Linked DNA regions of Homo sapiens: regions 1 and 3 are each linked to region 2. The links are chromatin contacts, found by Hi-C or POLR2A ChIA-PET in ENCODE. All regions are on one chromosome and are shown on one strand. The core of a region is the stretch at or near the end of the contact, and the rest is flanking DNA. Distances in the headings are between cores, read along the strand shown.

Region 1 (2,700 bases), core at 110-2,609, 2.6 Mb before region 2:
ACTTCAGAAGCATCACAGAAATGCAGATCATGCTGTATATGCATATATTTTATATGACTGAGTCTGCTTTCTATCTAAACATTACTCTGTTTCTATCTAAACACTACTCTGCCTAGTACTTTTTGTGTGCGCAATATCATCCTGAGCTTTGGATATTCCCAGTTTTCCAGACTTTTCTGGGCTCTGGAAAGGCACAGTCATAGCTATATTTAACTGCCCTATTATTCCTTTGGAAACACGGGCATATAAAAATAAATAAATAAAATAAGAGAGAGTCCCAGGGTCACAGAATGTGTAGCAGGAGAGATTCCAAAAGGAGGGCTGGTCTGTAGGGTAGGATCGCATGGAGAAGTGAAGAATAAGGACTTTCCAGATACCTTGATGTGAGGTGCCAGATCCCACAGGGGCTTAGAGTCACTGACTTCCTGTTTCAAGCACCCAGGAAATTGCAAAGTGACCAAGGCAAGGAAATACCCAAAGATCAGCTTCCAATTTTTGCTGGTGCAGCCTTTTCTGTCACACCACACATTGCTGTGCGTTGTTCATTGTCCAGTCATTCATCCGCTGAATTTCCATGAAGTCACTTCCATGGGCCAGATACTGTGCTAAGCAATTGCAGGGGGCGGGGAGGCGGGGGGGTAGGTATAATTCAGGAGGGGACACGAGGTGCTCGTATCAGTAATTATGCCAAAAGCAGGATGCCCAGAGGGAATGATGACTAAGGGAACTCTGAGTCCTTCCTGAGTCCCTAGGTCTCACTTCAGTGACTGAGAATGGACAAGGGCCTGCCTAGGTCTCTCCTAGCCCCTGACTACACCTGTATGTTAGGTCGGCTTGTCCCACAGGAATGACTTGAGCGAAGCAGAACAGAAGAATGTAAACATTTTGTTTTAACAACAAGGTGGGGTTATGCTACAGTTTTGTTTTCTTGGTAACAAAAGGCACAGCCGACTTCTCATCAGGCTGACTCAGGGCTGCCGGCTCATCCTGGGTTTCATATCACATCAGAGAACTCAGTGTTCCTGTCGTGTCTTGTGGGTGACCAGCTATCCCAATTTCCTCAGGACTATCCTGGTTTTAGCCCTGAAAGTCTTACTTACATCATGAGCACCTGGAGTGGCTGACCACCACCCAGCAGCATCCCCTTCTAGTAAATTCTGCAAGGCACTAGTGTGGCAAAAACATGGATTTTAGCATCAGATGGACTCGGGTTCAAATCCTTGTGTGTGCTGTGTCACTTACAAGCTGTGACATAGGGAAGTTACTCAGTATTTCAAAACACAGACACTATTCACTTCATGTACTCATTACCCGGGCCTCATCTCAGCAGGCGCCCACTTCCTTCGTGCTCATTCACTCCATGTCACTGGGCTCCACCCTCTTCCTCAAACAGGCAGAGCTCATTCTGCCACTTTGCCTTTTCTGTTTCCTCTGTCTGGAAGGCTTGAATCTTTCCGGGTGGGCCCTTTCTTGCCCTTTAGTTCTCTGCTTCACTGTTATCTCCTCAGTGAGGTCCTCTCTAAACACTCAATGAAGACTACCTCCCCAACACTCCCAGATGCTCTTCGTCTTATCCCTGTCCTATTTTCTCTCTAGCACTGAGTATGATCTGGAATTGTCTTGTTTCTTGACTGTGGGAGGCAGCCTTCTAAAACGGCTCACAATGATCCCCATTTCCTGGTATTCAAACCCTGTGTAACACCCTCCCCTTCAATGGGCCACCTAGGGACTTGTTCCTAACAAATAGGATATGGTATAGTGATGGGATGTCACTTCAAGATTGGTCATAAAGGACCATGACTCTTGTTTTACCGGCACTCTCCCTCTCGTTCTCTCTCTCTCTCTGGCTCTTGCTTGCTTGCTTACTCTGATGAAGCAAGCTGCCCTATTGTGAGCTGCCCTAACAGAGAGGTGCATGTGGCCAGGATTGGCAGTAGCCTGTAGCCAACACAGCAAGAAATGGAATCCTGCCAACAACCACATGAATGACTTTGAAAGCCAATTCTCCCCTAGTTGAGCCTTGAGATGAGTGCGGCCTGTGAGAGACCCTGAAGCAGAGGACCTGCTAAAGCATGCCCCAACTCCTAACCCACAAACACAGTAAAATAGTAAATGTCATTATTGTAAGTCACTAAGTTTTGGGGTAATTTGCTACGCAATAATGGATAGCTAATATATTGATGTATTATTTATTCCCCCTCTAGAATACTAGCACCATGATAGAAGGTACCTTCCCCATTTGGTTCACTTTGGTATGCCCAGAGCCAAAAACAAAGTCTGGCACATAGTAGGTGCTCAATTTCACTGAATGAGAAAATCATGAGGGCACAGGCTGCACACAGGCCATGTAAGGACAGATGAAAAAAATATTTATTGAATGAATGAGTGATTTTGAGACAATTAAATATGAGAAGGGTAGGGAAAAAAGAGAGTATCTGAGCTTAATTTTAACCATTGCTATGGTTTGAATGTGTCCTCCCAAAAATTTGTGTTGAAAACTTAATCCCCATTGTAACAGTGTTGAGAGGTGGGAACTTTAAGAGGTGATTATATGGATTAATGAATTAATGTCATTATCATAAAGTGGGTTAGTTATCACAGGAGTGGGCGCCTTATAAAAAGGATGAATTTTACCCAATTTTCTCTCTGTCTTGTGCACTTGCTTCCACCTTCTGTCCTTCCCCGCTTCTGCCATGGGAC
Region 2 (2,700 bases), core at 98-2,597:
CTACAAAAGAAAAAAACAAGTATCTTAACATTTAGGAACCATATAAGCAAAGTCAAGCCTGTAAACTGAGGGTAGAAATTAAGTTAATGGTAAATTATAAAGACCTTAACCTTTGTTATCAAATCTATCCAGACACCAGTGACTTATCAACAGTACTTATTTGAAGCTCAGAACTACCCATGGCACATTTTCTTAATTCAAAAAGCACCATCTTGCTTCTCTCCAAGTGCTGTACTAAAAATGATCACCACAGGTGCCAAGGCTGCAACCAAGAGCTGACATTTCCTTAAAGTCTCCCACCACAGGACCAACAACAGACCAAGATGCCTGCTACAATATACAAGCGCCAACTTAAGGAAAATACAAACCAAGAATAAGCTACTTACTGGTTCCTTGGGTCCTGGTGACGAGCGTCTTTCCAATATTTCTTATATTGAACATAGCAGGTGCTTTCACATCATACCAATCTTTCTTAGAAAATGGATCAACCCTGGATTTTAAGAAGATGCTTAAGTTCCATTGCAGATCAATTCTTACTGTATTTTTCACTGTTAATGGTATTTCCCATTAATATTTTAAAAAGCTAACCGGCAATTTGATACCAAAGTATATCTCACAGTGAGGTGAGGGGAACAAACATAAATCTAGCTCTTCCCACTGTACGTTTCACTGCATGCATCAGACTTTGAAAGGTTATGTCCACTTCCCACCCTCATCGGTCCATCCACTACACAGGCACTTAGAATAACATGCATCGGTCCTTCCACTACACAGGCACGAGTAACATGCAATCTCATTAACTTTGCTGGCACGTAATGGCATGTACTGGTAACTAAGAGACTGCATGGCCCCAAAGCTTAGCAGGAGCTCGCAGATTCCAGCGGGACCAAGCAAAGGCGAGATTGACGGGTCCTGAATGGATAGAAGGGTGCTTTCCTCAACTCCTGCTGTCGCAGTGCCATCAAACACTCGCAGAATTGAGGCAGCTCGTGAGCCCACAAAACTAACATTCCAGCCGAGTCGCGCCGGCAAGCCGGCTCAAACGCGACGCGCGCAAGGACCAGAAGGCCTGGGAAAGGCAGCCGACCTGCCGCTACTCAACACCGACCCTCCAGGCCGCGTTCCTGGGTGCACCAACCCGCCACGGCCCGCACAATCCGACTGGAATCCTCGCCATCCGGCCTACGCCGCGATCTAGGACCAGCCCGCCGATTCCAGCAGACCCCCAAAAAGCAAGACGCCACGACAGTCGCGACTTACACTTTCTTCTTGGCTCCCTTTTTGCCGCCTTTCGTAAGGCGCTTGTTCTTGCCAACCGCCATGGTGCTGGTCAGAGAGCCAAAAGGGCGGAAGTGGGAGTCGCGCGAGAACTTAGGCGTACGGGGGCGGGGCGCGCCGTCTACGTGACCTTTGCCCTGTTATTCTTCCGGCCTCAAGAATTCCGGGACAGTAGAGAGCGCCACTCTTTCTACTGTGGTTGCGACATCGCCATCGTGTGTGGGGAGGCCGCGCGGCATGCCGCGGGCTCACTGGAGGCTGCGCTGTGTAGACCAAGGCGTCGGTGGCCTGACGTGCAGGCGTCTGGTTACCTGTGGTTTCTGTGGCTGTGACGTCGGGAAGTAAGTTTCTGTAAAACGAGACGCCCACTCAACATCGTTCAAAGCTGAACTCACCGTCTAACCCCCAAACCTGCTTTTTGAGAGCATTGGCTTTGGAGTCAGTCAGCGGATCTGATTCAAATGCCGGTTTCAACAGGGCTTTGCTTGAGACCGACCTCTCCACGCTTGTTTCCTCATGCGTAATATGGGGGTGATAAAACGGTCGGCTTCATGAGGTTTCATAGGGCTAAATGAGCATCACTCCAGAGATGCTAGCGACGTTCTGCTTGTTGATGTGGATGCTGGTTCATCTCAGGTGTTGTTGCTTTGTGAACATTCACTAAGCTCTACGCTTATTTGTGTCCTTTTCTATATGTCTGTTATATATTGATTAAAAGGTTTTTTTAAAATAGAGTGAGACCGAACTCGTTGGCTCACACCTGTAATCCCAGCACTTTAAGAGGCTGAGGCAGGGGAATCAACTGAAGCCAGGAATTGGAGACTAGCCTGGGCCACACAGCCAGACCCCGTCTTTACAAGAAAATGATAAAATTAGCAGGGCGTTGGCCGGGCGCGGTGGCTCACGCCTGTAATCCCAGCACTTTGGGAGGCTGAGGCGGGCGGATCGCCTGAGCTCAGGAGTTCGAGACCAGCCTGGCCAACATAGTGAAACCCCGTCTCTACTAAACATACAAAAAATTAGCCGGGTGGGTGCCTGTAATCCCAGCTACTCGGGAGGCTGAGGCACGAGAATCTGAGCTCAGGAGGCGGAAGTTGCAGTGAGCCGAGATCGCGCCATTGCCTGGCCAACAAGAGTGAAACTGCGTCAAAAAAAAAAAAGTGAGATCTCCAAATGTTTCCATTTTTGCAACTAATCCAAACCCGCCTCCCCCATTTTTTTTAACTGTAGGGGTTAACAGAGCACATCCTGGCAAGGTGTGGCTGGCTAGCTCAAGTGTGCAGCCCTCGGAAAGCATCTGGCCCATACAGGCTTGGTACTCAGCCAGTGGTGTGTTGAGTTCCCTTCTCTAACTTCCCCTCTGGCAGAAAACCCTGTGACCAAGCCAAAACCAACCCTTACTTACAAGGCCCCCTGCAAGCT
Region 3 (2,921 bases), core at 180-2,679, 2.4 Mb before region 2:
ATTCAAGTTCTTAAGTGGGTGTATTTTAACAGGAATTAAGGGCACTTGGAGAAAATCCAAGATGACAATCCTTGAGAGTCACATCTCCATCCCAAAGCTACTTAACGCTAATGGCAAATACCACTCTAACATTTATGAAATCAATACTCCTGTTGTCCTCAACCTCTTAGCCACTTGCCATCCACACAGCACCAGCTCACTTAGGGAACAGTGTGCACCCAGGACACCCACGGCCGAACAGACCGCTGGCCGCTTCCCTGCTGAGGTGGCCTGGGTTCCCACCTTCTGAACTTGGGGCCGGCCTGCCTCAGGCCCTGTCACATGGCGTGGGAGGAGCCGGGAAGGCCACCGTTGCCAGGTGTTCAGGCTCGGCCCCTAACGTTTATTTGCCTTGCAAAGTGGCCCGAACGCCTGTGCCGCTTGGACAGGGGGTGGGGAGGACCGGGGGCCTCCCCGCCTCTCCTCCCTCGTACACCCACAGCCGCCCTGTCACCTGGTCGTCCTCACCTGAGTGGGCAGCAGGAGTTCCCCTTCTTCTGCCTGCCACAGCTCCACCACGTTCGGCAACGGCTCAATCGCTGCAGGAACACCAAAAAATACACCACGTTTTTAATGCACGCTAAAGAAACGCTTCCTGTTTCCCCTACCGTCCCTCCGTGCCCCCCGCCTCACCAAAACACGTCTCTTTTTCCTCCTGGGAACAGAGGCCATCCCAGGGGCGAGCCAAGGATAAAAATACAATGGGTGGGGTGTGAGCCGGCGGCCCCTCGGACGCGAAGGCGACAGCGTGCAGGCAGGCTCGGGGTGCTCGTGCTGGGGGTGGGGGGACGAAGTGGGAGTGAAGACACCCCACGAGGCACTCCGGGCTCCGCAGCCCGAGCATCTGGAGTGTGGACCCTGGGCGGCCAGGCTCGGGGGAACAAAGCTGCAGGAAGCCGGGCCGCTGCGGGGCACCCGCGCGCGCCACACAAAGCGGGGGCTGCGCCCGGGGCGCAGGGGCCCGCGCACAAAGGCTCCAGGGCGCGAGCGGCTAGCGGTCCCCAAGCCCCGCGACTGCCCCGCTCTCCAGCTGTACGGGGCAGAGAGGCGCGGGACGGGACGCTGTGGTCAGAAAATGTTATCAGCGGAGAATCGCAACAGCTTTCCTTCCTCCTCCTGCCCCTTTCCCTTTCCTCCCCTCGCCCTCTTATAGATTTCAGCAGTTCCCTAAAAGAAAGAGCGGGGGCGGGGTGGAGAGGCAGAGCGAGCCCAGCGGCGCAAGGCTGACCTTGTCCCTGAGCCCCTCCCGGGCGACAGCAGGGCAGCAGGACCTGGAAGACGCCCAGCAGGAGGTTCACGGCCGCCGCGGTGCGGCAGTAGCAGCCGGGCTGCGGGCGTCGGAGCCCCGCCATGCTGCTGCTCGCGCTCCTCTCCGTTGCTCGCCGCGCTCGCCGCTAGCTCGCTGGCGCCCCAGCTGCCTCGCCCCGGGCCCGCCCCCGTGCCGCCCCGCCCCGCCCCGCCCCGCCCCGCCCCGCCCCGCGCCGCACCACCCCCGCCGCTGCCGCAGCTGCTGCAGCTCCAGACCCGGGCGCGCCGCTTGCTCTGAGCGCGTGTGCGCCGCAGATAGGGAGGGACGGAACGCGGCGGGGTGCGGGGGAAAGTGGACAATGCGAACCCGCGGGTGCCCCGCCCCGGCGCGGAGCACATGGCCGCGGGCCCGCCCCGCAGCGCGCACTCTGCGGGGCCCGGGCGCTTTCCTCGGCTGGGACGGGGTCGCTTAGAGCTGTCCGCGGGGACTAGCGGCCCACTTTTGCCAAGTGCATTTTCATGAACTTTTGGGTGGTTGCCGCTTTGTCGAGGCGCTTGGGCCACGGTCGAGAGATTACCCTCGAGGGAAGAGGTGGCGGTGGAGGTGGGAACGAGGAGTCGCCAAGCGAGAGGCCTTGGACACAGGATATTAGTGGAAATAATGCAGTGGTTGTCAGGAAACGCGAGTGCAGCCACATGGCCACTGCCAGTTATGCAGCGAGGATATCCGGTGGCTGCAAAGTCTGTAATTTAGAATAAAAAGAGCTCTCCCAAAACCCGAGAGGCAGACCTCAGCGCCGCGTGGCGGTAGTGCGCCCGGCACCCTCTGTGGACACTGTCCAGGTCCTGACAGGTGGGGAAGACTCTTCCTAGGGGATTTATAGCTTCAAAGACCCTGCAAATACTCCCTTTTGGAATCATATTGCAAAATTCAGCCAGCCTCTCCTGAAATATGGTTGGGGTCGAGGATGTGGTTAGTTGCCTGTTTCTAACATTAGTAGGATAATGGAAGTAATACGTGGAAATACATTTCCTAGTTCCAGGTTTTGATGCCTATAACTAACAAGTCCAAAATCTGGCATCTCTTTAAGTTAACATCCTGCCTTTACCAGCGATGTCGCAAACAAGGGCTTATTCAGAAATCAATTTGCATAACCTAGAAGTATGGGCAATCTTATGATTTTTTAAAGTTAACTTACTGCTTCCACTGTAGCTTGTATGAAATTCAGAGAATATGAACAATATAGTATGAAGAGGGGAAGTGATGGGACACACCTGTTTACCTTAATCCTCTGTTTAATTGCTCCTTGTGCCTTACAAGCCAGACTATAGAAAACCAGTGCTTGCATAGCAGACACAATCCTGAGAAGGACAAAATGAAATCTAGATCCTCTTTCCTAAAGACGTAATACAGTACTGTGAACACAGTCTCACACACTGTCTGCATTTAACTCCAAACAAGGTTAAATAGTCTAATTGCTTGGCCAGACTTAACATTTAAGTAGATTAGCATAAACGTAAGTTGTTGATGTGAAAAAAAAAAAGGGACACTTTGCATTTTCCAACTTGAATACCTCCAGTAGTCTCTGTTTCATACTTTTTTCTGTATTCCTTGCCAACATCTTCCTTTATTT

Evidence for each region. Hi-C counts contacts between places; a loop is a spot of excess contacts on that map. ChIA-PET counts read pairs that join two places held with the same protein, here RNA polymerase II (POLR2A). Pooled maps may share reads with other maps.
Region 1: a pooled map shows a loop between it and region 2 (11-fold over the local background). The contact joins the enhancer-like site here to the promoter of RPS3A in region 2. A Hi-C loop is called at or near these places in 3 of 50 pooled maps.
Region 3: a loop to region 2 is called in a map of CD4-positive, alpha-beta T cell, with 12 times the contacts of the local background. The contact joins the promoter of TMEM131L here to the promoter of RPS3A in region 2. A Hi-C loop is called at or near these places in 1 of 168 maps with a recorded cell type or tissue (CD4-positive, alpha-beta T cell), 1 of 37 single-sample maps with no recorded cell type and 10 of 50 pooled maps. POLR2A ChIA-PET finds 5 or more read pairs at or near these places in 1 of 52 experiments (naive thymus-derived CD8-positive, alpha-beta T cell).

Annotation. Positions count from the first base shown.
Region 1 is chr4:153,650,435-153,653,134 of GRCh38, reverse strand. It overlaps the pseudogene LOC100419170. Among named protein-coding and RNA genes, the nearest start is that of TLR2, 32 kb to the left of the region's middle. Within about 2 kb of position 1,359, at least 18 of the 41 ENCODE cell types and tissues checked have a DNase peak (open chromatin) inside an H3K27ac peak, as active enhancers do.
Region 2 is chr4:151,098,275-151,100,974 of GRCh38, reverse strand. It overlaps RPS3A (ribosomal protein S3A), which reads right to left and starts at 1,347. Exons shown (of 6, transcript NM_001006.5): 1 at 1,261-1,347; 2 at 387-490. The coding sequence starts at 1,322. RefSeq lists enhancers at 424-1,007, 1,028-1,587, 1,008-1,592, 891-2,090, 2,368-2,437.
Region 3 is chr4:153,464,868-153,467,788 of GRCh38, reverse strand. TMEM131L (transmembrane 131 like) reads right to left here and starts at 1,429. Exons shown (of 35, transcript NM_001131007.2): 1 at 1,268-1,429; 2 at 508-578. The coding sequence starts at 1,391. RefSeq lists enhancers at 169-258, 1-418, 1,789-1,968 and silencers at 729-1,088, 1,459-1,558, 1,599-1,748.